Regions from separate parts of the Mus musculus genome. Here all the other regions are linked to region 1. Evidence: chromatin loops called from intact Hi-C (ENCODE). Cell type or tissue: left cerebral cortex. All regions are shown on one strand. Region 1 overlaps Aff3 (AF4/FMR2 family, member 3). Region 2 overlaps Aff3 (AF4/FMR2 family, member 3). Region 3 overlaps Aff3 (AF4/FMR2 family, member 3). Region 4 holds the start of Aff3 (AF4/FMR2 family, member 3). Region 5 overlaps Aff3 (AF4/FMR2 family, member 3). Region 6 overlaps Aff3 (AF4/FMR2 family, member 3).

What was found. Peaks named below come from ENCODE experiments on the same cell type or tissue, not always from the same donor. Only the 100,000 strongest peaks of a DNase experiment are listed, where the experiment ranks them.
Region 2: a loop joins it to region 1, with 4 times the contacts of the local background. A loop is called at or near these places in 2 of 42 quality-filtered maps.
Region 3: it touches region 1 in a loop (16-fold over the local background); 4 of 42 quality-filtered maps call a loop at or near these places.
Region 4: it touches region 1 in a loop (6-fold over the local background); 2 of 42 quality-filtered maps call a loop at or near these places.
Region 5: it touches region 1 in a loop (2.3-fold over the local background); 2 of 42 quality-filtered maps call a loop at or near these places.
Region 6: a loop joins it to region 1, with 19 times the contacts of the local background. A loop is called at or near these places in 4 of 42 quality-filtered maps.

The regions. Positions count from the first base shown.
Region 1 is chr1:38,286,495-38,291,494 of GRCm38, forward strand. The region is part of intron 8 of Aff3 (AF4/FMR2 family, member 3); the gene reads right to left. Among named protein-coding and RNA genes, the nearest start is that of Gm16150, 70 kb to the left of the region's middle. In left cerebral cortex, no CTCF peak of the experiment used is centred here; a DNase peak (open chromatin) is centred at 2,428.
Region 2 is chr1:38,356,355-38,361,354 of GRCm38, forward strand. The region is part of intron 5 of Aff3 (AF4/FMR2 family, member 3); the gene reads right to left. Among named protein-coding and RNA genes, the nearest start is that of Gm16150, 140 kb to the left of the region's middle. In left cerebral cortex, no CTCF peak of the experiment used is centred here; DNase peaks (open chromatin) are centred at 2,103, 2,563 and 2,957.
Region 3 is chr1:38,435,189-38,440,188 of GRCm38, forward strand. All of the region lies in intron 4 of Aff3 (AF4/FMR2 family, member 3), which reads right to left. Among named protein-coding and RNA genes, the nearest start is that of Aff3, 190 kb to the right of the region's middle. In left cerebral cortex, no CTCF peak of the experiment used is centred here; DNase peaks (open chromatin) are centred at 2,702 and 3,403; H3K27ac peaks cover 724 bases.
Region 4 is chr1:38,624,227-38,629,226 of GRCm38, forward strand. Aff3 (AF4/FMR2 family, member 3) reads right to left here and starts at 3,018. Exons shown (of 22, transcript NM_001290814.1): 1 at 2,863-3,018. The coding sequence starts at 2,915. In left cerebral cortex, no CTCF peak of the experiment used is centred here; DNase peaks (open chromatin) are centred at 2,320, 2,801, 3,193, 3,216 and 4 more places; H3K4me3 peaks cover 2,876 bases; H3K27ac peaks cover 1,396 bases.
Region 5 is chr1:38,367,036-38,372,035 of GRCm38, forward strand. All of the region lies in intron 5 of Aff3 (AF4/FMR2 family, member 3), which reads right to left. Among named protein-coding and RNA genes, the nearest start is that of Gm16150, 150 kb to the left of the region's middle. In left cerebral cortex, a CTCF peak has its summit at 2,032; a DNase peak (open chromatin) is centred at 2,337.
Region 6 is chr1:38,427,012-38,432,011 of GRCm38, forward strand. All of the region lies in intron 4 of Aff3 (AF4/FMR2 family, member 3), which reads right to left. Among named protein-coding and RNA genes, the nearest start is that of Aff3, 200 kb to the right of the region's middle. In left cerebral cortex, no CTCF peak of the experiment used is centred here; DNase peaks (open chromatin) are centred at 2,155 and 2,456.

The DNA of each region.
Region 1 (5,000 bases):
CGAATGATTGTGCACTACTGTTGAACGCATCACAGGAACACCTGGGCATGTAAAGAAATTTGACTTTAATAAAATATATCCTGATTAAAACTCTCCTAGTACAACATAAGACTTTGTAGGAAGAAGTTTATTTTTTCAGGCTTTATATATGGTGGAGTTTCCTTCTTTCTACCCTCTGAGGAGTGTTGGGAGAGAGGAGGCTAACTGCCAGGGAGTGACTAAGTCATTAGATATTTAATTCATGCCTAGTGTTCAGGGAAGGACTCCCCGCCTGACAGTGCCTAACAGGATGTGCAACATGGAAAGCCTGAAGGACATTTCTCAAGTACTTCCTCAGGGATCCCACCAAGGGCTGGTACTCAGCCTCAAGAACCAGCAGTAGTGCCCATAAATGTGGTGAGGTTGGAATAGCTTGGCTCTAGCACAGTGAGGTGTGGCAACCTTGGCTACCCTGGTGTGCATCCTCCCTATTTTTAGATCAAGGCTTCTCCCGTTCATATCCAAAGAGGACTTAACTATGGAGGGACCCATTCCCAGGGTCAAGCTCTACCTGCTAAGCTTGGCTCTAGTCCTTACTGAGCTCCACTGTGGGCATGATGCCCTACTATGTGCAGAGACACAGGATGGTGCATTCTGCTCGTCTCTTGGGCTTGCCCCTTCATCCAGCAGCATGCTCTTTATTCTTACACTTGAATACCCTTAGTGGCAGAGTTAGAAGAGGTTACTGGTTTGTGGAGGTAGAAGATGGGGCTGTGTGTGGGACCCATGAGTGATATACACAGGATGACTTCAGGAGGAGTTTGGGGAGTTCTCCAGGAGAGGAGAGGAGCAGACTCCAGTCTGATAATATACCCCAAGGGCCCAGCCTATACATCTCTCTTCTATGCTATACAGACAGACACCAGCACCTCCAACCCAAGCTTTCCCTCTGCTTCCCATCCCCTCAAGCTGGTCCCTGATATGTTTCCCGTCTCCCTCAAACTCCTTCAGGATCAAGACCATGCATTGAACACTCAAATCCTTTAGGGGTGGCATGGTTTCAGGCACCAGGTCGGTGACGAGGAGAGTCAATGTAAAAGCTTTGAGCTATAGGCTCTGGCAGGTGGCTCTGGCATGGCTGAGCCCATTTTTATGAACGTCAATCATAGCTCCAGCCACGCTGGATCCACCACTCATACCTCAGCCTGGTCCTCTGCAGGACATGTAGTTCTAGGCACCATGTCAGCTTATTATTTGACTTATTTTCCAAGAGTTTAGCATGGGCCCCAGACAGTGCAGGAACTCAACAGCCGGGCCAATCCCCAACCAAATCAATGTGAACTCATAGACCGCTTTGAATCCACATAGAAAGGAACATCTCTCTCTCTCTCTCTCTCTCTCTCTCTCTCTCTCTCTCTCTGTGTGTGTGTATGTGTGAGCTCAATTCTATTTTCTATATCTGTGTGCTGAAAAGCAAGGACAGTGTCAGAAAAAAAATAATAAGCAGGATGTGGCCAACTCTAAATGGCATATGGAAATGGCCCACACATTAAAACCTTAATCAGTTTACTACCTAGAGCAACTATAATTGTTTTCTGTTTAAAAAAAATGATAGTTTTTAGAAGTCAAGGTGATTTTAAGTAAGGACAGTTGAAAGGGTGATTTACAGTATGACAGAACTAGGGAGTGTTACTGCTTTGATGCAAGCAAGGGCTTAGTCACCCAAGGCTCCATAGTGACAGGGGATGGAGGTATCACCCATGGCTTAGTGGAAATGCATATGCAAGGCACAGGGTTCCACCATCATCCCACCAATAACTGTGAAGTCCAGGCAAATGGACTCACATTCCGCCATCTTGACTCTGAGATCCAAGGTCCTCTATCTTTCCTTATAACAAAACAAAACAAAAACAACTCAAACAAACAAAAATAAACATCCCCAAAACACTAAAATACAAAACAAAACAAAAACCCAAACAACATCAACCTATAAAACCAAACAACAAACAAACAAACACAACAACAACAAAAACAAAACCCCCAAACTCTTCAACTAAACATCATTAAAAACATTTTAGGTAGTACAAAGGCTCGGACAATTATTTTGTATTCTTTCTTTGCACTCAAAGGTTGGCAAAGAAGAAAAGTACCTAGACAGTCCCTTTTATTTCCCACACATTACAGCTTTGGCTAAATCATCCTACATAAAAACCCAGTCTTTTTCTGTGTTCAATTTACATTTTCACTCCTGAACAGTTTGCTGTAACATTCTAGCCAGGAAATTAGAGAGGGATATTTTGGACTTTCAAAGGATTTTAAGGACTTAAAAATAAAATTCTGACTAAGAAAGAGACATGCTTACTCCAGTAGCTGGCCAGCAGATGTAAAGCAGAGGACACATTGGTACGCCATGATTAGCAACCCACAGAGGCAGCCAGAGGAATTTAGCATGCAAGCCTATGGGAGGGGAGGTGGGTGTCTGATGGTGCTGAGGCTCTCAAGAGCATAGAGTGGGCTGTGATGTGATTCAGTTGGCACAGTGCTTGCAGAGTCTGAAGTCCTTGGCTCTTATCTGTAGCAGCACACAAAGTAGACAAGGCAGTGCACACTTGTAGTCCCAGCACTTGGAAGGTGGAGGCAGGATAATTGAGATCACCCTTGGCTACACATGGAGTTCTAGGACTAGCTTGGGATAGATGAGCTACTGGTTCAAGACAAAACAAACAAACAAACAAACAAACAAACAAACAAACAAGTGAGCAGACAAGCATCCCCAGGGATGCCTGGCAATCACCTGGACGTAAGATAGGTTGGCTTCTATGGTCTCTTCTCTGTCTGTTCAAATGCTGACCAATTTTTGGGAACAATGCTATCTGGCAGAAACATAATTCGAGCTTCCTATAAAGGTTTAAATTTCTAGCAGGCATGTTAAAAGAAAAAAAAAGTGATATTAATTTGAAGATAGCCAGCTGAGTCTATGGGTTCTAGATCTGAGAGTTCAACCTACCATGAATAGTAAATTAAAAAAATATGCATCTTTACTGAAAATGGATGGGCATTTTCCTATGTCCCTAATCTCTACACAGCATTATAAAGCTATTTATGGTGTCTTTACATTGAATGAGGTGTCATAGACACTTTATTTGACACTTACACAAGGATGTATAGCACTTCTAAGTGAACACAAATACCATTTTCTAAAGGTTTGAGCACAGGTAGATTTTGGTACCCTGGAGCCAATAACCATTGATAATAAATATGCGTATATATTTACATATATATTTTATTTAACCTCACAGAGAATATACTACTACTTTAGCATGTAATAAAAAGGATCCATGTTATGATTATATTTTCTTCATATGACAAGTTTCGCATCTTGGTCTGATCTCAGCTCAGACTGCCCATTTTAAAAGAGCATCTTAGGTAGCCCAGGTTGGCCGGGAACTGAATGACTCTTTGGTGACACTGAACTTCCTCTGGATGTCTGGGATTCCAGGCAGGCCTATGTGCCAATGCTCGAGGTGATGAAATGCTGAAGACAGAACTGGGGCTTTCTATGCACTGGGCTGGCTTCCTACCAACTGAGCCTCGACTATAGACTGTGCACTGTAGGTGCTTAACAGCCACCTGTAGTTGGTGGCTCTCTGTTGGACAGCACACATGCCCAGCTAGACCAGGCCTTCCTATCTTGGGGGCCCAGGTCCCACGTTCTCCTTCTCACTAGGGGAATTTCACACCAATGGCTCCAGTTGCTAACAGCTTGATTCAGTTCCTTCGTTAGCTTTCCTATGACCAGGGGTGTCCTGCCAGGGACCTCCGTCTATGTGCAGGGACACATTCTTCTCCTGAGAGAGCCTGAATGTGCACGCTTAAGCTGGAAGGAAAAATAACCTGGGGAATGTCTTTCTGACTCTGTGTGAGGCTCCACACAGGATGGAGGAGGCAGGGATGCCTCTGAACTCCCTTTTCTCTGCTGTAAGTGAACATGGCTCGTCTCAACTGTGTTAACAAATAGATTTCTTCAACTCCAGAGCCCAGTAGCTCAGTATCCTACTTATCCCTTCTTTTTCTTCATTTTTTTATGTGTCCATGTGAGGATTTGCAGCTCCTTATACATTTTACTGTCATGCCAGGAGGGAAGAAACAAAGACATTGGAATATATTACCTGTGAGGATCTAGGTGATCAGCTACCGTGTTGTAGTTTGCAGCTCAGAGAACTCTCAGAATCTGGGGGGGAATGACTTGGAGGAGCACCCCAGGCCATGCGGGAAGGCTTTAGGAAATGCTCATAGCCAGCTCCTTTGAGAGGGATGGCAGTGCCCCTTAGAATGACAGCCTCGGACCACAGTCAGCTGTTCACACCCTTCCTTTGTCAGGGCACCAGACAAAACTGATTATTTTTCTGCTGAAAGGTATGGATAAAAGCCTAGATAAACTGCCTGTAAAGTTCCCCTGACAGAAGAGCTCATACAGCCTTTGCTGCGTGAACGAGCTGCAGGAAGCATCATCATCATGTCGCTTTATTCACATCTAGCTCCTCAAGCACGCTGTGTGGTTGCTGCAGGGTCTGTAAGCAGAAAGATGCAACCACTGCACCTCAGATGGACAGGATGCAATTGCGGGCAGAGGGCGGGATATCTACCCTTTGTGCCTGTCCGCATCTTTACATTGCATGTGTGTGTATTCATGTGTGCAGATGTGTGTGCCTGGGTATGTACATGCACATGGAGGCCATGGGTCCACATGAAGCATCTTTCCATGATCTCTCTCAATTTATGTTTTTAAGACAGGGTCTCTCACTGGCCTAGAACTCATCAAGTAGGTAGGCTAGCAAGGTGCCAGGGATCCCTCTGACTCCACCTCCCCAGCACTGGGCTTATAAGCACAAGCCATCACATCTGGCTTTTTACATGGGCTCTGGGGTCTACCTTGGGAGCTCACATCTGAAAGGTAAGCACTTTGCTGACAGAGCCCTCTCCCCACCATTTATTCCAAATGGGCAACACACTGTGTTTTT
Region 2 (5,000 bases), 70 kb after region 1:
AGTCGTCTCTAGGTGTGGGCTGGGTGGCTGGGGCACGAGGTACAACCGGAGGCAGGACATCCTGCTCTGTGCCTGGCCAGATGATGCACTTGGCTTATTGGAGATCTGGCCTCTCCTTGTCTGTGAATTCCATGAAAGAAGAACACAGGAGTCGGAGTGTTTACAAAAAGGAGAAAATTGTACAGGGTATGTCAGTCACAGAGGTCTTATCTTCAGGTTCTGCTCTGTTTACCTCATCCACCCTTTGATACACCTTCTTTCTTCTCTATTTGTGAGATATAATGGCAATTTAAAAATGTATTTTAACAGACCTTTAGTGATGTTAGGTCTAATACCATTCTACTCCAAGAGTCAAACATCCTGTCTTAATGTTTAAATTATTCTCTAACTGAAAAAGCTGAGGTTTTAGTCAAGTCATTTTTGAACTAATTGTCACAAAAGGAGCTCTGTATAGGTGTGGTAGGGTAGGGTAGGGTAGGGTAGGGTAGGATAGGGAAGAGAAGGGAAAGGAAGGGAAGGGAAGGGAAGGGAAGGGGAGGGGAGGGGAGGGAAGGGAAGGGAAGGGAAGGGAAGGGAAGGGAAGGGAAGGGAAGGGAAGGGAAGGGAAGGGAAGGGAAGGGAAGGGAAGGGCCAGCAATCCTGAGGCAGATTAAACTTTGACAGATAATTTTCCCAGCACGCCACGCTGCTATTCAGGGTCATTTTCACTGGAAGGAATCCCTGAATCAAAGGGTTCAAGTTTTGTTCCTCGCAGGAATCCCCCATATAGTTCAAGGGAGGAAATCCCACCTCAGGCTTTTCCTAGATGGAGAAAAGGTGCCCTTCCAATCATACCTTAGGAACCTCAAGACCCGCACTACCCAGGAAACAGCTCCCCTCTACCTCCTTTTCCCAGGCATGTCTGGGGTCGCCTGGTGTTAGACCCCACCCCTACCCTCTTCTCGGAGCACTTTGCTTTCAGCGCCCATTCTACTGAGTGGCAACATAGTAACATTCTCAAGTTGTTTATGGCCACAGAGTCTGGCTTAGTGAGATGCTCCTTAGAAAATAGTGGAGTGAATTTATGGGTACTTACAGGGGAGAGCTGGATTCAACATTGCTGTTTCTGTCACGATTATTTCTGGCATTCTTCCTGTGCTGTGCTACTACATAGGGCACAGGGGTGAGAGATCTCAGTGGTCAGAGTGGAACTAAATTCAAAGAGTTAGAAGTCCTTTAACTAGACTGTCCAATGAAATAAGAGGGATGGAGGGAGAGAGGGAGGGAAGGAGAAAAGGAGGGAGAGAGACAGAGACAGAGGAAGGCAGAGAGACAGAGACAGAGGCAGAGACACAGAGAGAGAAGGAGCAAGAGCTGTTCTGGATTGGAACCCAGTGCGTCGTGCTGGGTCTCCACTGCCAACCTTCCTTCTCTCAGGTTGTGAAAACCAGCTGAGGAGTCTTGAGTGAGGAGAACACACTTGTTTTCCAATATGGCTATTTACAAGGGCTGCAAGTGATTCCTCGATGGCATCCAAACACCCACCACCCCCAAACCCCCAAAATGAATCTACCAGCTAACACCTAGAAGGAATTTAGTCAATATCTACTGACCCAACTTTATTACAGGGTAGCTGGCGAGACTCTGGATCCACACAGCATAAAGTTCAAGATGAATGTGATGCTTTAAAACTATCCAGCGCCTACAGAAGGACAGTAAAATAATGTTCCCAAGAGATAGGAGGAAAAGAGGGAGGGGGACTGTTGGCTATGCAATTCTCAGACTGGCTTCAGATTACACTGGGAGAGAAGGAAAAGGTTCCGTGTTTGCTGAAGTCTCTCAGAATTGTTTGCTTTGGCTGCAAACAGCAAGCAGAGTCGGGATTATCTTGGGAAATTTTCAAGAAATTTAAATTTAAAACAAAGGGCTTCTTTTCTTTCTTCTTCTTTTTTTTTTAAATAAAGAATAGGGGTCAGTCTGTTTACCTCATGTAGACAGATGGTTGTGTTTATGCACTTAGAGGAGTAATGCAGAGAGTGATTCCAGAGTTCCAGATGAGGCGCATTTGCCAAGAAAATGCTTCCGGTTGGCAGAAGGCAGAAACCCGTATTGGGTAAATATTTAGCAACACACAAGAATTTTAACACTAATATCTCATTTGTAGTGGAGTATGCTTTATGGCCTGCTGAAATCTCTTTCCCCGTTCTGTTTCACAGTCAATGATAAAAACCAAAACACAGTCACCTGTCTCCTGCACCTGTGCCTCCGCACTGCAAACTGGCTGCAGCAGTGGAAAGTGGCCTGAGAGAGAGAGAGAGAGAGAGGGCCCTTCCCACTGTCCGGCTCTGGGCTCTGGGTTCACAGACAACTGTTGGGATAGCAACAACAAAAATCTGCTAAAATAATTTTTTTTCTTATTCTGGTCTGTACAACCAACAGTTCCAGCTGGATCTCAGTGGCTGCCTCCAGCCAAAATGTGAGTGTGTGGGCTCAGCTCTGAGGCATTTGATAGTATTCCCGCGTAAGGGAGGGACGAGGCCGCCACCAGCTGGCTTCGTGCGGGGGCCATGTGCTAAGTGTGTCACCGGGCACGGAAAATACAAAGAATGGGCTCTTTTCCAAATGAGCTTACGGCATGTGGGCAGACAGGAACCCACAAACACACGTGTGCTGAGGTAACTCCCTCGGTCACGGGCTGCAAATTCAGATGTCTCCGTGGGTGGCAACTCGTGGAAAGGAGTGACATCGGAGCTTGCCGTGTGCATAACAGGAACTCTAGAGAAGCAGGGTGTAAACACAGACTGACACTCTGTGCCAAGTGCCTGTGGGGGTCTTCTCTTTACCTGCCTGTGACCCACGAGCATCCCGGAACAGTGCCCGGAGGAGCTGCCCGCACTTTCTATGCAGAGCAAAGCTTCCTCTCCTGAGTCCTCGTGTACTTGAGGCCCAGGCGCACAGTGAGGCAGCGCATGCGCAAAGGCCACACCATGGGCATCAGCGGGCCGCACTGTGATGTGCTGGGGCTTAGCGGCTGAGCCCTGAGGAGCCAGTGGTCTGGATTTCCTCCCACAACGAAAGATACTGCCACACTGGTGTAAGCACCCTCACCATCCTGCCCTTGAACACATCTCTCCTTAAGACTCTTCGTTCAGAACATTTAAAGTCACTCTCTACCTTCACGATACATCAGGCACTCCTTGGGTTCTTTTGTTTTCTGAATCCATGAAAATGTTCCCACGACCCGGTGACATCCGCTAACGCTAGATGCAAACCCATGGCTCAGCCATTTTGTCCCGGGTCTGGTGGCCTTACACAGAAGACCTTAGGCTTGTGTCCTGCCCAGTTTGGTTCTGGGAACACAAGCTCTGCTTGCACCCCATTATAGAAGGAAAACCCCCAAACCTGGGAAATTTGTAGTCAGCATATCTAGCTCCAACTGGTAACATGCATGTCCAACTGACCTGGTCTCAGTGGACAATACAGTCAAGCTCAAGTTGATTAGTTTGAGGTCTAAGACGCAAAGGTCAAGCAGTCTCAGAAGTGGGAAAACTGTAAGGCCAGTGCTCACAGCCCCATCTAGAAGCCGTGCATTCCTGTGAGCCCTCGTTTCCACTCCTTTCCTTTCCCTTATTCTTAATTCTTTACTGAAAAAAAAAATACATTTGTTTGAGGGGCAGGAGAAATGGCTCAGTGGCTAAGAGCACTGACTGCTCTTGTAGAGGACCTTCTAGTCCTAGCACCCACACAGTAGTTAATCCAGTTCCCGGGGATCCAATTACTTCTCTGACTTTGACCGACACCAGGTTAGCAAGTAGTGCAACAGGCATGCATACAGACAAAATGCCCAAACACATAAAATACAGTTAAAAATTATTTTTGTTTGGGAAATGTCATACATACATACATACATACATACATACGATATGGTTTGATCAAAGTTACTCCCCAATTCCCTCTCCTATAGCTCCCCATTCCCCAACAACTTTCCCTCTCAATTTTGTCTGTCTGTCTGTCTGTCTGTCTGTCTATCCATCCATCCAGCTTCCTGTTGCTTTTCCTTTTGTGGCTTATATATTTATATATTTACCATTAAGCATGAAATTGCTACACTCTTGCTCCATATATATTTTTATATATAACAAGTTGTAAAATGTGTGATATATATGTATTTATAATGATAACCTTTATAGAGTAAGGAAGTTTAACTCAGTTCATAATTTATTGAGTGTTTTGATGAAAAAAAGTGTTGAGTTTTCTCCAAATCAGTCTTATGTGTCTACTGAGAGTCTTAGGGGTTTTTCTCATGTGTGTTATGGTTGTGGTGTATTTTAGTGCTGTTAACACATAAAATCAATTTTGAATGCATGATACTAACTGTTAGTTGTATATAGTTATGAGGCAGAGTAATATTGGCTACCTGAATACAGCATATCCTGTTCATGTCAGGATACTGAACCACGATGGGACTCAGAGTCAGAATTTTCTGATTTTATCATTACATATTATATGCATATGTTGAATTATCATCCTGAACCTCATTATTATGTGAAATTATAAGATGATTAAGGAGACATAAGTGGTAAAAGTACTTCCTGGGAGACATAAATGGTAAAAATATCAATGTGGTACATTAACAGGAAGACAAGCAACATACTAGTAATAACCCAAATCAGTACATTATTTCATAGAATTTTTACAAACAACTTTTAGGTGAGTTTTCCAATAAAAAACACTGAGAGATTAAAAAATTGTTATAGCTATGAATTTCCATTTAAAAATAGTGATAACTATCAATATGAAGCTCAGAGACTTCCCCAAAGACATGATAGTCAACCAGAGTCAACACTCAGAACCTGAATTTGCAGGCTTGTGACTCAGACACAGACATAGAAAACATCTTTTATTTATACCGACTCGTAGCACAGACTACATCATTACATGATCCCATCAAAACTAGACTCCCGCATCGCATCTTCAACTCCAGTGAAGCTTCAGACGGCCGCCTGGTCACCATCCCTTCC
Region 3 (5,000 bases), 150 kb after region 1:
GGCAATTAGGATCTTTGTTAAAAAAGGAAAATCAGCCAATAAACTGTGATTTTGTGATGGTCAGTAGCAGGTAAAACCAAGGTAGGGCATTTCTGGGACCTTGTGTCAATCTTCTCCAGACCAACCGTGCATTTTGCTCCAGTTGAGGGGAGAATCAAGGAAAGGCAGCTTGATTAAGAAAAAATGACTTTAGCTGAATTTCAAAGGACTAAGTTAGGACTTTAACATGAAGTTGTTCTTAAAATGGAGTGTTCTCTGTCTGCAATTACATTTAGTTAGATTTACAAAAACAACTTGAGTTAGGGGAAAATTCTGCTCTATGATTATTTACTTAATGGAATACAAAGAAGCGTTTTAATTCTCTCATGATGGATTGTTGAATGTAGTTTCTCCTAAAGTCATTCAGTATCTCACGATATCTCAAATATGCTGCTTTGTAACAAGCATTACAGACTTTAGCAAAAACAAAAACAAAACAAAAAAAAACATGTTTTCTGATGTTCTGCCTATAGGTATTATTTGTATTGTTTATAGTTATCCCGATTTCTGGGGAGAGGACTCTAAAATTTAATAAAATAAAAAAAAATTAAAATTTAGGACCAGGCCAAACCATCAGTTACCTGAGTGAACCATCATTAAACTCCTGTGTGAACACGTGATGCCTCCTGAGAGAGACAAAGGCTGTGAGTAGACAGAGACAAAGCTTGCAAACAAATCTACTTTAGGGTTCCTAACTTAGAACACTACGGTAATAAACTATGAAGACTTTAACCCTAACCCCCTATAGACCTGGAATAGAGAATAACTTTAAACAGAATGACAGCAAAACCTAGAGATGTGCCAGGCAATATCATCAGTGTGTAACCGTCATGGGGTGCTCAAGGAATGGCAACACAGCAAACTCCATCCCCATGGCACCAGATGTAACCAAGAGGCAGGTAACCCCCAAACACGGAGACTACAGCAGCTGCCAGAGTACACTTCTCTGTAGTGTTTCCAGGAGTACAGTCAAGCTGATGATTAAAGGGCAGAGCAAGTATGTATAGTTGTAACACAGCTATGTACATCATGATCAATGTACACACACCAGACATAACTACCACTGTCCTACTGTCCTAGAACCACAGGTCAGTAGGTACAGCATCATCAGAATCATGGGACCAGTGCCCTGTCCCAGGACGTTAGGACAGCCACAGTGCTTCCACTTAGCGATAGGACCTTTCCAGCTTTATAGACGCTCAGGGGATCATCTCGGATTCAAATGCCCCTTTCCAAACAAAACACCATTATGTGGTGCACAGCTGTCTGGATTAAATGTAGACAGAAGAAAAGAAAACTTGGACAGCCCAAAGGCTGCAAAATTAGGTCACTTCAGAGGCCTGCCAGGCTGTCTTTATGTGTCCTAACGCGTGTGCTCAGGGGCAGCCCAGGACTCTGCCGGGGAGAAGAAATGAAGTGCTAACTTACAGGGTTGAAAACAATTCCAGACCTGGCCGTGGTGACAGAGACACAAAGCACGAGGCTCTCAAACTGTTTTCCAGACTGGATTCTTTAACAAAGGTGCCTATTATTTATGCTTTTGAAAAGGGTCTGTGATGTTCCTCCGAGGCCCATAATGAGTTCTGCAGATTCGTGGAATTCCTCTCTTGAAATCATTTCCTTTCCCTGAACTGTTAGGTCTCCGCCATCCATCTTCCAGTTTATTTAAATCCACACTGTGGACAGGATCTTGTTTCTATGTTCTGGGCCATGCTCCTCAGCTTCTTAGTGCATCCGTGAATGAGCATCACAACAGTATTAATAACACTAAGGAAGTACTATGCACAATCTGCAACATGTGTGACAGCCTCCCTCCACCACCAATCCCTTTAGGTGGAACAGACCACTAACATGTAATCTCTGTTACCTTGTTGGTAGACGACAGGTCAAGGGTGCTTTGTCAAGGAATTCTGACCTTTTGGAGAGGTTAATTTAGGTCAGCTGGACACGAACAACTGATCTTTCTGTGCTCATGTTTTGTCAAAGGAAGCAAAAGACATTGGTTAGCATCTCTCATGGTCACATAACTCCTTAGGCCATGCCCAATTCTCTGGGGATTAGAAGGCCTTGTCTTAACGCCATGAGCTCTCTCTTGAGTTTTATGATAATGTCCATTGGAACAATCAGGTGGCTCTATGTGCCCTTTTTAAAAGGTATTCTTAATTATTGCTGCAACTTTTATTAAGATATAAAAGTCATTATGTATGAATATGAGTACTATCTAAAATGACAGAGAAAATGAGAAGGTGTTTGGATATTCTTTCATTTGCTGTGATGCCAGACCAGTAGGAACAAAATTCAAGCCTCTGAAGAATTTCTGCAGAAAATATTAGCTGCAAATACCATTTAAAGAGAGTTTAAAAGAGTAGCAACAAGAATTTTGCTTTCCAAGAATTTGTCTCTTATGTTTTGTGGGTGGTGAGTTTTTGTTGTTGTTTTTTTTCTCTGCAGCTTTATATAAAAGAAATACAAAGCAAACAAACAAAACCCAAGACTGCAGGAGTGTGTGAGTGTGGAAAGACATGTGTGCACTCGACTAAGAGAACACATTTCCCGTTCCCACTTTTGTGCCTCACGCCTAAGAGTGCCTGCTGAACCCTGGGAGATGACAAGACATCTCCCAGGGGTGTGACTCACCCAGTTCTCTGAGCCAGTGCTAGAGCTGTTTTTCCTCTTAGGAGGGCCAGACAGACACTTGGCCTTTCAGAAAACCTCAAGGATGAGTCACAAGTGACATGCATTGGCATCTTGAGGGGGGAGGAAACAGAGGCTGGAAATATGGCCACACAAAAGGTGGAATGACACTGTGAGCAAGCACGAGTATGCATGTACACATAAACACACACATATGTACACATACATGCACATACACTTGCACACACACATGCATGCACACAAATACATACACACATGCTTGAGCACACACATGCATTTACATATATGCATACATATATACACAAGCAGAGAGACACACATGCAAACACACATGCATGCATACATACATGCAAACACACATGCATGTACATACATGCATACGCATACATGCATACACATGCACAGACACACACACACACACACACATGCAAGCACACACACATAAATGCACATATACTCTCACACACATGCACATGCACACATAAGCACACACACACATACATGCACACACACATGTGCTAGCTGTTTTGCAAAGCAGCCAGGAGAATCCCTCATCCCAGGATCCCTGGTCTTCACTTCTTCACACATATATAGGCCTCCCACTCAATTTCAAAAGGGTGCTACCCACCCTGGAAAAAAATTAAGCCCACATAGTAGCTGGGAAAATATGCAGCCAGGGAGACAGATGGCTTAGGGAAGAAGCAATCTGGATGGAGAGTGAGGGTGTGGGAGTGGAAATGTGGGCCTGGAGAGGGGCTGAGGGAAGAAAGGACGGGCGTGAGTGTGTGGTGACAGATGACAGAGTGCTGTTTGGGACAAGCAGTTGGAGAAAGCAAGGGAAATGGAAGTGATGTATTTATGCATAAGGGCTCCTTTACCATTAGGAAAACTCCCCTTCTGTCTACTCTGCAAGTCCCGCTGCTTCAGATGGAGGCAGACAGCAGAGAGCACATGCTTCGCCAAAGAAACAGAGGTGACTTGCTATCCCGACACGATTTCTATTTCTGATCGAAACAGATCCAAACTGAGCTAATTTGTGTACAGCTGCAGGCTATATAAACACGGCTGCTTAGAATTCTTTATAAAGTATCGGCCTTTGCACTCAACACTTCGTCGAAGTTAATAAGTAGGTGTCAAACTCTGAATTAAAATCCCTGCAAGAGGACACAGCACAAAGGACAATAAAAATGATTTTTAAATAATCACAGGGATAAATAGCATCTACTTCTGACTGATATAAGTGCTAGCATAAAATGTTATTAGGCTACCGACATTGTCTTTTGTTCAGAAAGTATGTTTCATTCTCCAACCATGCCATTTATCATCCTAATGAGCCCTCAAGCTGTAAATTAAACAGCAGAGACAGATTCATTCGAAAAGCATCTTTTCAGAAAAAAAAGGAAAAGAGCTAGGTGTTATAACAGTTTTCTACTTTTATTTTCTCCTAGTGTACTGGTTCAATTTTCTTTCATTGAAAAAAAAAAGCCCTTAGTACTTGAACACTTCATGGGGTAAGTTCATGCAATTTATATTTTCAGTAAACAGTTCATTCATGCTCCAGTACTCTGGGACCAGCTAGCGAACATAAAGGAGAAAAAGAAATCTCATTTTAAAATGCTGTGCCCTGTAAATTATGTTTGATCCCAGAAAATCTTAGAAACCTGGGCATGCATTTACTTTTTAGTTTTACTCGCAAGTGATTTGGTCCAAAGGAAATCCTCAATGGGAAAGGATTAGTGGAAATTTCAAACAGCTTTAGTTTACTGAACCGAATGTATTAATGGCTAAGCAAATACCATTTCCACCATTAATGATAAAAGAATAAGGTCACGAGCCAAATTAGTTGCGATTCCTCGTTACGTATCGATAAGAACATTACCCGTTCCTATGATGAAGAGAGAAGTCGGGGTTTTCTACTTGACCTGAATTTATGCATGAGCACACACAGGAGTGACTGAACAGCTATGCTGGGGAGGGGCACCCAGCAAAATGAGACTGGGAAAGAAAAAGAGCAGCAAGTCAAGTCTCATTTCAGCATGATTGGTCTTCATCCGCCTCCCCTCCTTTACCCTCTCTTGCTACAGCCTATAAATCTTTTTTTTTCCAATCTCTTGCTGTCCCTGCTTATGTGAGAGCCTAGCTCACCCATATCTCTCTCTCTCTCTCTCTCCCTCTCTCTCTCTAGCTCATCCTCTGTGTGGGTGAATGTATATAAAATGAAGAGACAAATAATTGTGCTGTTGAGGTTTTCCTGATGTCCAGGGAACAGCCATTAATCTGGGCAATGGGGCCTTGGAAATCCCATT
Region 4 (5,000 bases), 340 kb after region 1:
AAGCTAATTCTTCATTGAGGCAGAGCTGTATAAACTCAGACAAGCTACCTGATCACCTATCCTCAATTTTCCTCTCTGTAAAAATCAGACCAACAACAGTACGTACATGGTAAGTTTCTTGTTGGGGAATAAATGACCTAGGACATATAATGGCCATGCCTCTGACAAGTATGTAGCAAATATTAGACTTAAAATACCTGCTGTCATTTTTGGTCTTGGCACAGTTACAGATTAAAACTCGTATTTTCTTATCTATAAAATGAGAGTACTGTCATTTACTTTTGAGATGTTATCAGATTCAAACAAGAAGATAACAGATATAGGAATATCAGACATATAGAAAGTAATCAAGTATGCCAGGCATGAAGGACCCATGCCTGGTATCCCGGAACTTAGTAGACTGAGGCAGGATAATTACCTTGAGTGTGAAACTTGCACACCAAGACTTTCTTTCAAAAACAAACAAGAGCTGGAGAAAGAGAGGAGCGAACGAGCGGGAGGGAGGGGGAGAAGGAGAGAGAGACAGAGAGAGAGAGACTACATGTTTTTGATCATGCATGAGCTTGAAACTGAACTGTAAACATAAAAGTCTTTAGCAAATCCTAAAATTGAGTTAGAAATGTCATGCAAAAATTGGTCCATAACTAAGAGAATGTCTGACATATTTGAAATGCAAACCCAAGTTTTTTGGTTTATCTTTAACTTTACCTAAAGATAACCTTTTGTAAATGTAAATTCTATATCCACAAAATAAGAAACATTCTCTTAAGCCAAACTGTTCTACTATACTGTAATCAAGAAATCTAACATGCTTTCTTAAGCCAAGAAACTATATATTGCTTACAAATCTGATTGAGTGTGCAATGGCTTAAAAAAAAATGCTTTCCAGCTGTGGTGGCGCAATGTCCTCAATGCACTAGTGAAACAGGTAAAATCTATGTGGTCTGAGGCCAGCCCAGTCTACAAAGCAAGTTTCAGGCCAGCCTGGACTATGTTGAGAGATATGGTCAAATAAATAAATAAATAAATAAATAAATAAATAGGATATTAAAAATTTAAAGACAATTCAGCAGGCATTCTTTGACAGTATTCAAGATAATTTACTGGGAACTGAAGACACACCTTGAGCCCTTGCCAAAAAGGCCTACACATTACCACTGATAATCTCAAAATACAACTTATAAAAACCATACAGGAGTTCAATTTGAACCAGAAAGTGGATAAGTAGCATAAACATGCGTCCAAAAAATAAGTTCTCCCCTTTAACTACAAGCCTGCCTAGATTTTAAAAAGCAAAAGTCATTTTTAAAAGGCAGTTGTTATCTGGGAAGCTATTGAATTTGTGCCAGAAACCAATATTTCAAAAGGTAAACCTGTAAAATAATAGGTATCTGTAAATGAAAGACTGGAATAACCCCAGGAGCAGCAACACAGTAATTAGCAACTTTTATAGAGTAATAACATGTTCCATATTCTCTCTACACTAGCTCTTTGAAGTTGCCAGTGTAATATATACAAGTTTTATTACATTGGAGCCCATCCTTGTGTGTTTTATAGGTGCTAGCATTATGCAGAGCAAGCTGTAGTCACCGTCGGATCTTCTATAAGAAACTGCCCGATAATTCGTGAGCTCTGTGTCTAGTTTATTTTGTTACACCTGTCTTTAAGAAAATAAAGTCACTTTGAGCCTAAGTCACTATGGAGATTCACATGCCCACATGCCATCGAGGTATGTGTCATAAATCATAAAGCAGTTTAGCTTTAAAATTGTGCATCGCATATTCATGTGCACACCACTTGCAGTTTTTGACACATGTGAACTCTTTACTGAATTAAAAAGGGAACTGCTCAGCTCTACAATCAGCGATTACCAGAGGCAGAACAGAAAGCAGTTAATATGCTTGTTCCAGCAGATGTTCATCCCCGTAAATATTAAACATAACACAAGTTCCTCCAGGAATATACAAGCAGTAATTTTACCACCTGAATAGGGCTGGTTGGAAACATTTAAGGGGTGGGGGCAATGTGAGGGATGCTGAAGCAGCCAATGGGATTTTTCAGACAACCGCAACTAGAATTAAATTGCATCTACCTGTGATTTACCTATAGCAGCTCTCCCTAATGCGAGATTAGCGAGAACTGGAACCCCAAGTGCATTCCAGGCTGCCAGCTTTGAGCTTGACAAAAAGAGTGAGGAGTTCAGCCATGGGCATGTGTGAAGAAAGGGTGCAAAGGAACCGAGAACCTCCGGGAAATGAGTCTCCCTGGGCCAAGGCCTCCGGAATTCGGGCACCAAGACACACTGGCCTCCTGCCTAGGGTGCTCACTTTTCCATCTCCAGTGGGAGTGAGGTAGGACAGAGGAAGGATGCAAACGCCAAGCAGGGAGCAGGCAGGGCGCAAGGCTAGAGAGCATCCTCTCCGGGCACTTCGTAGAGGTACCAACTCTAGGGGGTCACAGGGGTGGTGAGCCTGAGGCTCTCCGGGAGCTGGAGGGGAGCACAATCCGAAGGAAGGGAGCTGAGAGGGGCTGCGAGATGAGGGGTGGGCTCTCAGGCATCAGTGACACGTTCTAAAAATCGGTTCTCTTCCCCTCCACCGCTGCGCTCCTCCAGTGGCAGCCAGACCCCGGCCCCCTGAGCTAGCGCAGGCAAGCACCGAGGGGAGAGAACGGAACCGGAGACCGACGAATTCACGGGGAGGCGGCCGAGCATCCAGCCCGCCAAGGCTGGAAGGAGCCGGCCAGCGAGGCGGGTGTCCCCGAGCCACCCCACCCCCACGGCGGCCGGGCACCCGGAGTCCCGGCCCAGGTGAGGGCAGGCGGGGCCAGCGCGGCTCCCCAGCGGCCAGCACCGGGACTCACCACAGCGACTCGAGGTCCCATTCCTGGAGCAGGGCTAAGTCGAAGCTGTCCATGGTGGGAGGTGTCAGCGCCGCCGCCGCCGTGTCCGCCGCCGCCGCTGTGTCCGCCGCCGCCGTGTCCGCCGCCGCCGCTGCCGAGCCTCGGGCCGCCCGCGCGCTGCAACGAGAGGCGCCCGCTAAGGTGCATCCCGGCCGCGCCCGAGCCGCCGCCGCCCGCCTGCCCGCCTGCCCGCCAGTCACCCTCCCCCGGCTCTCAGTGCCCGGCACCCCCGCGGCCCCTGCTTCCCGGGCCCGCCCGGCGCACTCACCCGCTCGCCGGCTCGCGCGCAGCCACACTCGCCGAGAGCCGCGAGCTCGCTCTCTCGCCGCGCCGCCGCCCCCTCCCGGCCTGCGCCCGCCCCTCCGCCCCTCCCTCGCGGCGGCCCGGCCCGCTGCAGCCGCCGGCGCGGTGCTCTGCGCCCGCCCGCTCGCCCGCCCGCCTCTTTCTCCTCCGGGAGGCGCGTGTGCGCGGGCGAGGCCGAGGCGCGCGCGCGCGTCCTGAGCCCCGCGCCGCGCCCGCCCCGCGCGCCCCTGCGCTCCCCGCGCTCCCCGCTCTCCCCGTGCGGCTGCTCGGGGTCCCGCGCCCTTTCTCGGGCCGGACTGCCGGCTCGCCCTCCTCACCCGCGCCCCTCCATCTCTCCAGACCCTCAGTGGCCCCGAGGGTTGCGGGGGACGTCCTCTGAGCCAAAGGGAGCGGCGCAGCGGCGCCGAGGGCAGGGGGATGCCGTGCCGAGCCGAGGCCGGCCTGCAGCAAAGCAGACCCCTGCCTCTCGCCCTCGCCCCGTGTCCAGCTGGGACTTTCTGGTCCTCCGCAAATTAAGGGGAACCCGCAGGGCGCTGCGGCTGGAGGTGTGCACTCTTGAAGATCTGGGGTGGGCGCTAGGAAGGAAAAGCCCTGGGCGCCCCAGGCGCGGTGAGAGTTAACAGTGCAGCCCACGGCAGCGCTGAAAACAAATCGTTTCAAATATCTGGAGCCAGTAACTTAAGTGAAATAAAGAGGAGGCGGGAAGGAAGCGTCTTCCAAGACCTGCTTTCAGCTGCAGTTTAGCCTGGGGGCTGGGAGGACGAGGGGTATCCCACTAGCCCTCAGCTGCCCAGTCCCTGGAAACCAGTCTCCTTTCTTTTTATTTCATACTGGAAAGGCCTCTCTGGGTTTCCACTACAAACTTCCCGCCGCCTCCTCTCCTGTCTAGAGAGTGGCAGATTGTCAGCTGGAAAGATGATAGAGTACCACTGTGGCTTGTAAAAAAAATAAAACCCTTGCTATTATTACTCCCTTGGTTTGAGAGACTGCTCCCCCCTCGCTCATTATTATATACACTCTGAGAGTGGGGACTGGAGGCGTAGAGCTGGTCTATCCTTCCATCTCTGGGCTTCTGCCCTCAAAATTGAGGATCCCATGCTGGCCCCGGGGGTGGTGCATGGGGTTCCCCTCTCCCATGCTCTTGGCCCCAGTTCCTGGAGCCCTGTTCAGGATTCCCCAGGATTCCTGGAGAGAGCAGCACCGAGCAAAGCTCACCACTTACACCAAACCCCGCATGCCCTAAGGGAGGCCTTTGCAGTGTATCGGCCTTTGTTCCTTTTCTAGACAAGAAGAGCCACCATGTGAGGCCGCCAAAAATTTAGCCCCTTTGGTAGAAATCCTAGGAGCAACCCCTTTTTTTATTTCACCCACCTCTGAAGGAGAACTAACGAAGTCGTGGGCGCAGGTAGATAAACTGCCAAAAAGCCAACTAGAGTTCTATGCTCTCGGAAACAGAACTGCAAAGCTCTCGGGCCCCCATCCTTTTCTTCCCCCAGCTTTGGAATAGTTCCCTATTAGCATCCATAACTAATGTGAAAATATCAATCGCTAAGTGAAGGCAGAGTCTGCATCAAATCCGCTGTAGAAACTGACTGGTTATTTTTACAAACTAACAACTTCGCTGCTTGAAACACCACCCCGGCCCCTTTAGTTGAAGGCTACAAAAGAACAAAGGAAATATGGACAAAGTACAGGTGTGAAGGGCTGGGATCCAAAATCTTGGTCTACAGTGTATCTGGAGAGAAGGAGGGGGGAAATGTGCCTTACAGATACCTACTTAGCATAAACCCTCTTGG
Region 5 (5,000 bases), 81 kb after region 1:
TTCATGAGATGGCTGGTCCCATGAGATGTCAATCCTAACACACACACACACACACACACACACACACACACACACACACACCAGTGCAGCAATTCACTGTTCTGCAGGCCCCACCCACCCTTTGCCCTTGACTTTGGTGATCCATGGTCAACTGCAATCTGAATCTATCAATAGAGAATTCTAAAGACAAATGATTCCTAAGTTCTTCAGAAGTTTTATTATAGTATAATTGCTCTATTTCATCATCAATATGGTTAATCCCTTGCCATGCCTAATTTATGAACCCAATTTTATCTTAGGTATGTATCATTAAGACAAAACCAGGATATCTAGGGTTTGAAGCTATTAGGCAAAGTTTTGAAGATACTCCTCATGAAAATGGTGGCCTACATGATTGTGATTACTTCAATTATAGGTTGACAAAGTCCTAAAGCTACGGAGAGAGTCCTGAGAACTCAGCTAGAGTAACAGGCCAACTTTAAAGCAACAACAGGGTTTTCAGACCAGCATTTCCCACATCCTTTGTCTTTGTTCAGCAGATTGCTGTAGTGGGGAATCAGCCAGCCGATAACCATGGCTGCCCAGATGCCAGGGGCATGTAGCCACTCAACGGAATAGACACCGAGCTGCTTTATGACGCAGTGCTATAAAGCCAAAGCCAGATAATGAAAAAATAAACCAGAACCTCGAATTAATCCTTCCATTCCAATTTGCTATAAAATATTTAGAGGATTCAGGCTGGTTTTAGGGTGGGACTCAACCTGCCATGGAACTCTGTCGAACTCGCACCGCAATGGCCGGGTTCCCGCCACGCCATCTGTTCCTGACACTTGGTCTCGTTAGTACGACTGCTTTTATTGATACACACAGCCATGCTCCTCATACCATCTTAGCTAGGCATTATTTATTGTATCCATATATACAACAATATTAACACAGTCAAGCACCAGGATGGGTACTTGAGGGCATCATTAAAATCAGCAGTGTTCAGTTCAAGATTTAATGATGATTTAATAGTATTAAATGAGGAAAAAAGGGCCCTTGGCCTTTCCATTCTCATTTAAAAACATATAAAAGAGCAGTAATTCAGGCAGTTACACTTCTCTCAAAGATTTTGCTCTAAATCACAGATGGCAAGGAGAGGCCATGGCCGGGTGCTGGCTCACACCCCACTCACTCTGACCGAAGCCAGAAGTGCTTTGTTGGGTCATGATTAGCAAAATGCTTGCAAACTCAACCCTTACATCAGAGTCCGGTCAGCACTAGGCTGAAGGACAGAGGTAAAGGACAAGGGAAAGGTGATGTGGGGTTCTCCCAAGGCTGCCCCGTGCAGACAGCCATCCTCCCTCACAAGGCACTGACACCAACGTGCATCTGAACATGCTGTGGGAAGGAAGTATTCTGCTCTGTCTGCAGGGAAAACCTTGTGGCTTTGCTCCTTGGCTCCCAGGGCTTCAAGGCAACATGTTTTGCACACTCAGCTCCCGCTTGCTCTTGCTGTCCACAGACAGGCCACACATCTCTGTTGCAGAAACAAATCATTTAGCAATTCTCTGGGATGTGCAACCTGCAGAGGAAGACTACACAGTTCTCTCTAGACACCATTAGGCTGGGTTTCAAAGTTGGGTGGAGGCTGTTTTGGCAGAAGAGAAATAACCCTGGAGTTCAGTGGGAGGTGAGGCAGCCTGTTTGCTTAGTTATGGACCAGCTCTGCTCCTGCCAGCCCCTGAATTCACTCCCTATCTCTAAGCTTCCTCCTGGACCCATCCCAGATTTTCTGTAATTAGAAGACAGAACAAGACTAGATTACATTTATAAAATGTCCTTCCTTTAAAAGGCTTGCCATAACTTCTGTAAGAAGTTGTTGCCAATTAGGTGACTGGTAATGTCTGCATTTCTACAGACTGTAAAAAGCAAGCAAATATCATCAGAACAAAATGGCTAACCTCTCTCAGAACCAGGACCAGGCCAATCTCAAACTATCTCGTGTGTTAGCCTGCACGAGTGCCACCTATCTGGCATGAGGAGAAAGTGATAGTGAGCATGGGCAGGGTGTGTCAGGGGAAGCCTTCACTGTATGAGGAGGGACACTGCTTGCAGGACATGTCCCACTGCTAACAGAATCTTTCCCATACTTTCTCAAGGCCTGCTGGAAAAGGAAACAACCATAGCAGAGGCAAATTAGCTGAGAGCTACAAAATGATGCTCTCTGCATTTTAAAGCACATTACAGAATCTGTCAACTACTTCCAACAATGAAGGCGATGTAGAGCCAGCCAAAATTACACAGGCATGGACTCTAGTGATGATACCTAAATTAGACCGTGGATGGCGGCTCCTGCAAAAATAAATGCAAAGTGATTGCTCATCAGAAAACCCACACGCTCCCGTGCAGACCTCTCCCGCCTGTGATAAATTCTTCCATCAAAATGACTACTCAAGCATTTACCAACTGCCCTCGAAATACTGCAAGTTGATGTTTCTCATCTGAAAACGTGTACACAGCACAGAAAAGGGAGGGAGTTTTACAGCAACACCAGAGTCTTGAAGCTTGTATGGTAAAGGCAGGGCCTCAAGAAGTTTTACAACCTGGTGGAGAACTATGTGGTAACTACTGTTACGACTGCAATCAATTTGCAACAATTTGCTAACAAGGCTACCTTACACTACCCAAACCACATAGGAGCAGTGCTTTGAAGTTTTGAATGAAAGACACAGAACCTCTGGATGGATGAGATCTGAATTCCCTTTACCCAGTGAAGGGGTTCATAGACACATCTGTGGTGACTCTCCTAAAGAGCACTGTTCGCTTTTGTAACTTAAGCAATGATATCCATTAAGTAGCTACTGAATTTGACAAACTGTCTCAACTCTGGGAAACATTTTACTAGTCACAGCTAAAGAGATACTATTTGCCGTCTTAGTGGGTAAAGGTCAAAGGTGCTGCCACAATCTTACAGTCCCTGGAATTGTCCCTGCAGCAGGAAATTACCTAAACTCAAAATGTTAATAGCGTCAAGGCTGACTCCTTGATAGACACATGAGCCAGCAGTTCTGTTTAGCGTAGATAAATGAAAACATACAACTATGCGAAGATTTGCACACAACAGCAGATTTACAAAGCCTGAAAGTGAAAACTCAGACTATCCTTTGACAAACAAATAATGGAGAAGCCTATTATTGGTAGACACATTCAATGGGATCCTTCTTAACATTAAAAAGGATGGACCAAGATATGAGCAACACAGATGAACCTCAAAAACATTTTCACACACCAAGGAAGCAGGGCCCAAAGATTATATCTTGCTTGAACTTAGACAGCTAACATCTGGGATCGGCCTTCGAAACTCATCTGTGGTGCCGGAGCCTAAGACAGCGAACCTGTTGATGAAGTTCGTCTTTCGAAGGTTTCTCCTTTCCTGTTCTGAACCTTGTGTCTATACTTTCCACACACTTGTGTGAACTGAATGTGACAGGCATGCTGTCAGCAAGCCCTGCATACACTTCAATTTCTCTGGTTTCTTTTTTGAATTATGCAGAATCATGGGACTGAACCTTCCAACACTGGGAGTTTCCCAGTCATCTCTTTCCTTTTTGTTTCCGAGTTAATATCATTTTGACCAGAGAACATATTTTTCTGTTCTTCAGAACCTTCTAATGTAGGGAGGTGTGTTGTGAACACCAAACAGTCTAGTTTACCAATTGTGCCATGCATACTTGACAAAAACCACTGAGTGCTGAACTGCCCAATGGGATGTGCTAAGGTCGCTCAATGAAGCCACTAACCTGCTGCTACTGGGTGCAGGGCTCATCATGTCAACTCCTTTGCTTGAGATTTAAGGTCTTCTGTGATCCTACTAAAAATTTTTTTTTTTCTGTCAACGATGAGAAAAGAATACTGAAATCTCCAACTAAAACTGCCAGGTTGTTTCTCTTGCTATTTCTACAGTTTATACCATGTCATAAAAGGTTCCTTTATTTTATGAAAGGTTTATAAAGGTTGTTACATAATTCCAATGACTGGTTACACAATTCTTATTATTTTAAACTTTTCCTCCAAATTCCTGACAATATTTGTCTTGGATTCAATTATAAAGACAACGCCTTCCATCCTCGTTTTCTTTAGATTAGCATGTGCATGAAGTTTTAAGTCTTTTGCTTTGGAAACCTTGATTTATTTTCAAAGCATATAGGCAGCATACTGTCTGCCTCTGAATTGTTATAGCCACTTTAATAACCTTAAACTTTTAAGTAGTGCCTAGATAAGCTTTTCTTTAAAGTAATTATAAAATGATAGAATGTAAGCTTACTTCTTTGATATTGGTTTACATTTTTTTCTCCGAGTTCTCTGTCTTCTTTTTAGGGTCAGCCTGATCGCTCTTTCCTATACATTTTCTAGGTTTCTGGCTGATCTGCTGTCCTGCTGATTTCCCTGGGTGTCCCTATGGTGACTTCGCACATTCTGTGTGCCCTAAGTAGAAGCACAAACCTGTGTGCGGACAGCTTTAGAACTCTCGTGACTTCAGTTCTCTCCCCTCAGCCGTGGCTTCCTCTCTTTTTGCTCTAGGCTATCGGTTATTTAAAATAAAATTAAAACTAGGAAAAATAACATTCACCATTTCCAGAATGTTCATTTTATGGAGACACAGTTTCCATTCGCCCCGACTAATGTACGACAATTCTTATTTATTTTGTTCCATTTGTTTCAATGAATTTTCTTGTTATTTGTAGATGAACTAATTTGCATTTATTTTTGAAAGCTGTTTTTGATGGGTTTAGATGTCTAGGGTTTTCTTTCCTACTTCAAACATACAGCCCACTATACCACTGTTTGTATCATATCCAACAACAACAGCAACAAAAACAACAACAACCAAACCTGCTTTTCTCTAGATTTTCCTATCAGTGGTATTTGCAATTTACAATTTTTAACTCATATTAATTGCATTTTGGTCATCTTGCTTCTTGCTTTTGTTTTGCTGAACTGTATTTTTTCAGTCT
Region 6 (5,000 bases), 140 kb after region 1:
AAAACAACGGCTGTCTTTGTCCAATGAACAATGGGGTCTGTTAAGAGTAGAATAATCCACAGTTGTTTATGCAAGCATGAAAACTACTAATATTAGCCACAGATAATTCATATATCGGGTGACAGAATGAAACTCAGAAAGACCTCCCTAAGCTGATGGGCCAATCCAACAAAATGAAACAGAATCCATATTAGTGGCTCCTGACTTTAGATCCCATGATGCAACCCCAGTAACACAGGGGTTGAAGCTTGGCAAGTCATGGTGAGCCAGCAGTAAAGCAAAGTTGAGGAAATCTTTAATTTGATTAATTATTCAGATCAAAAATTTAGGGGGGGGCAGGCCTACCCCAGACCAAGAGAAGAGAGGTATACTAGGTTCTAGATATTATTTGGTGTGATGTAATGTCTGGATGTGCAGGTAACAGGGCCTGGCTTGTGACAGCCATCTTTTATCTTCAGCTTGACTGACTTTAAGGTCACCTGGGAGTCACCCCTCCTCTGTGTGGGTCTGTGAGAGTGTTTCCTAGAGCAGTTTAACTGAGGAAAGAAGAACCCTGAGGGATGCAGGCAGTATCATTCCACGAGAGTCTCAGGCTGAATTCAAAGGGAAAGAAAGCCCAAAGCACAGAGGTCACTTGTCTTTGCTTGTGTACGGCTGATAATCGCATGTGCCACTTCATGCCCCCACTACCACCACATCTTCCCACCTCGGCCAACTTCATGTGTCACCTCTTAACCACAAGTTAAAATAAATCCTTCTTCCCTTCAGTTGCCTCTGCCTGGTGTTTTGTCATTGTGTGAAGAGAGTGTTCCACTGTAGCGTGTGACAACGAAAGGACACAACATACTTATAACTTGAGGGTTTCACTATAGATAATAGATGAGAATAATTCTATGAAAACATTACAGGCAAAGCTAGAGCCAATATTGGGCAGTATAGACATTCACTCCTAAGTGTCTGTTGAAGACCTACTGCATCAGTCAGTACTAGAGAGGCAACAGAACTCCAAGTGATGGGCAACTTCATCAACACTTAGAACTTGCCAGAAATTAAAGTTCCGACAGGCTGGACACATCACGGGCTGACTGCTGAAGAGTTTAAGGCAAGAGGTGAGCTTTCAGTCAGTCACACTGGCCGTATATGTGACAGATAAGCCGTAAGCTCCTTCCCTCACAGAAGCTTGTGAGCACCCACGAGTCATGCCACACAGTTTTTCAGTTCTTTTAAGAAAAACACAACATGGCTCAGTATGGCGTCCAAGAGAAGCCGACAAAACCAACACTGGATAGTTTAAACCAAAAAACAATACTTTTTCAAGAGGGCTTCAGAGTCTTCAGGAGACTTGACAAGCCAGGTTTGAAGACATCATCTTCAGAAAAGATGGTTAGGGTAAGATGCCTGTGCTGTAAGAGGGGACCTCACATGACTGCCAACAGATTATGGTACTGGAGTCAACAAAAGCAAGGGCAACTGAAGGCACTCCCACCATGGGCATCATAGCCACTAACCTTTGTAAGTCCTCACTTCTAACATATACCCAGGAGGATGAACCCAAATATCAGGGTCTGCATTATGGAACCATGTTCAAGCATTTACTCTTACTTAAAACTGAATAAACTTGGTGACCAAGAATAGCTTACAGGTATCACAGGTCCATAAGAAGCCGCCAGGAGTCTGGAAGCTACCAGGCCATCTTCCTAGGGCTTGAGTTTCCAGGAAGGTGGCAGGCAATCACCTTTCCCTGCAAGCCTGGAGAGAAGGCCATTCGCTAAGCTCCTGGAACACGTGAGAACCTCAGGGGTAAAGCCTTCTTTAATGGTTCCTCTTTCTTCAGATCCTCCCACCCCTGGCAGTGTAGACAGAGAGGAGCTCACCCTCACCCGACCAGTCCCACTGTGGTCAATGGGTGGTCCAGAGGTCAGAGTCAGGGCCACTTCCCTTGCTACAGAATGATGTGCCAACAGCGTCTTCTGGATTCTGGGTGACACTTCAGAATGCCAGAGTTTCCTCAGGAAGTGTGAGCATACTAATCATGCCCCAGGGACAGGTGGGCACACGGAGAGAGTGTGCTCAGCTTAGCTTTGCCTCACAGCTGTCAAGCTGGGCCCTCTCATTAACGCCCACGGCTTGCTTGCTTGCTTTCTTTTTTGTAAGGTCCTTTGACTATAGCTCATGTACTTCAAATATGTCACTGAAAAATGCACAGATGGGATCCACCAGATCAGGAGAACGCTTTCACAGCTTTGGAAAGTGTGTTGGGTTTCTTTCCTTCAGAAATTTAAAAAAAAAAAAAATCCTAAATTCTAATTTCTAACCTTCCCACCTCTTCCTGCCTTACAGAGAAACTTCAACAGTAGCCAATGTTCCCAGTGCTGATAACGAATAGGGCAATAATTAATTCGGTGTTGGGTTTTTTTTCCTCCTCCTTTTTAATCCAACCAGCTAATTGCATCTGCTAGTCATGCCTCCGTAGTCTACAGAGAGGCCCACATCTGAAGCACTCACAGTAGCTGCAGCCCACTCGAATTCAGCTCAACACCAGGCCAGTAAAGGGAGAAAGGGGGACCCAGGAGGGGTGCCTGACAGGTGCTGCCCTGAGGGGGTGTGTCCTGACCGGGAGGCACTGTCATGGAGGAGGGGCCTGTGTCACTTTGAAAGTTCTGGACAAGGGGTTGGGTTGCTTTTTGTTTGCTTTGGTGTTTTTGTTTTAATGAAAGAGACAAGAAAGTGAAGCGTGGAGAGAGCTCCCAGGCGGTGTCCGTCTTGAACCGCTCTGGCTTCCTGAGCCTTTAGATCAGGACTATCTATGATGCTCTGACTAATGATAAAGAAACACACGGGACAGACATATCAGCTCAGCCCGCTCTCTGTGTATGAAGTACTCTCCTGTCATGAAGCTGTCTCATGCCAACGTGCCAGCATCCTCTTGCCCCAGTACATTTTGACATTTTGATATTTTTTGGATGTATGCGTGTGTTGGGGCGGGGGGGGGGGGCGGTTCACATGTGACAGCATCCAACCATGCAAGTGGAGGAAACGGACAACTTTCAGGAGTCAGTTTCCCCCCCTCTACCATGCAGATCCTGGAGACAGAACACACTGAGCCATCTCGCTGTCTGCCATTTTTAATTTCTGCATTCTAAACGTCCAGGTGGAATCTGCCATACCTAGTGGCTCATTCAACTGAGAGTTTTCCCTTAAATTATGTATACCACATCAAGTAGACCCCATAACCATAAATACTCTCTGTAGGATAGGCTGGATTAACAACCTTCCCAGAAAATTCTCTACAGAATGTATTAATAATAGCTTTCTACTGAAACACTACTTCTGAAAGCTCAGCAAGGATCCTTCACAAAAATGGCATCTCCTCAAGCACCACCTCCTGGTCCCTCCAGTGGTGGGCGGGGTCGGGTGGCAAAGCGTCCAATGAGAGGAGCACCACCTCCTGGTCCCTCCAGTGGTGGGCAGGGTCGGGTGGCAAAGCGTCCAATGAGAGGAGCACCACCTCCTGGTCCCACCAGTGGTGGGTGGTGTCGGGTGGCAAAGCGTCCAATGAGAGGAGCACCACCTCTTGGTCCCTCCAGTGGTGGGCGGGGTCGGGTGGCAAAGCGTCCAATGAGAGGAGCACCACCTCTTGGTCCCTCCAGTGGTGGGTGGGGCGGGGTGGCAAAGCGTCCAAGGAGAGGAGGGGATGGACAATAACTAGAACTCAGTCCTTACAGCACAGGAGCCCACGGTCAATGACTTCACATGGACATTGCGGCCACTTTCCTGGAGGTAAACTTAGCTTTTAGTTACTCTATGAAATGGTAGAGAAAAAGCATTTGAACACACACAACTGACTTCATGCTAGGATGGTGGCAACTGTGTGATATTTCAGTGGGACATTAGTGGAACCAAGGGCCAGGACCCAGTGTGTGCCAGACATCAATTAAAGTCAAAAGACACCATTAAAGATTCACCCCCATGGGGTCAGGTGCTTTTGTGGGATAATTTGAAGGTGAAGTTGGATACCTCAAGAATGTCACTGTGAATTAATGCTTCTCTGGGCTAGACTCAGAAAGAGTAGAAGGTGCTGATGTCCTTAAAGGACAAGATAAGGAAAAGGGTCTGAATGCTGGCCCTAAATAGGGCACAGAGACGCTGGCAGAACTGACATGTAAGTTTCCCCATTATGCTTGCAAGCACCTCACTAGTGAGAGAGGTTATAACCAATGGAGTAGGTTATACACCTGTCCTGCACTCCTGCCAATTCAAACAGCAGTGCTGGAGTGGAAAGGTCCAACCAAACTGTGGCTGCCTTTGGATTCTGGACCACCCTAGCCAATTTTCGTTCTGGTTGGTTCAACCGGTTGACTGACAAGCTCTGAGCTCTTAGGTCTACTAGACTGACTCTCCCAAGGTTGAGAACAGAGTCAGTGACCTTCAACTGCAAGTGCAGCCCATCTCCCAAAGTGGGTAGAAGAAAAATTCATCTGGGATCTCAAAATGTGACAGCAAGGCCGTGGTGAGGTATCACTGGGCCTAGCACGTGATGGATATCAGAAGCCCTCTCCTGCCCAGCATGGACTTCAGAAACGGTGAATATGGACAAGAACATCTGCTTTCTTTAGCTAGAGAGGTAAGAAAATCATGACTCTTTGTTGTTGTTAATCTTGCTTTATTGGTAGAAATTAAAATATTAAAGTACTCCAATATTAAAATTTAAAATATTCAGATAAAGGCAAATATGGATATACTATGGAATAAAATACAAACTTAGGATGATATTTCTTGTAACCAAAAGCCAAAGAATGCAGTTCACTGAAGTGTGCGCTCTGGATCATGGAGCTGGTGAATGGGGAGTGGGGAAGTATGAGAACCTTTACCTCAGACAGCTGGAGAAAGCCTAATAGATACAACAGCAGAAGATCACAGTTACATTTCCCGGGGGTAATATGGTCAGTCTTGGTAGTTATAAAAGTGAAGGCCATTGACCTTAGAAAACACACTTGTTA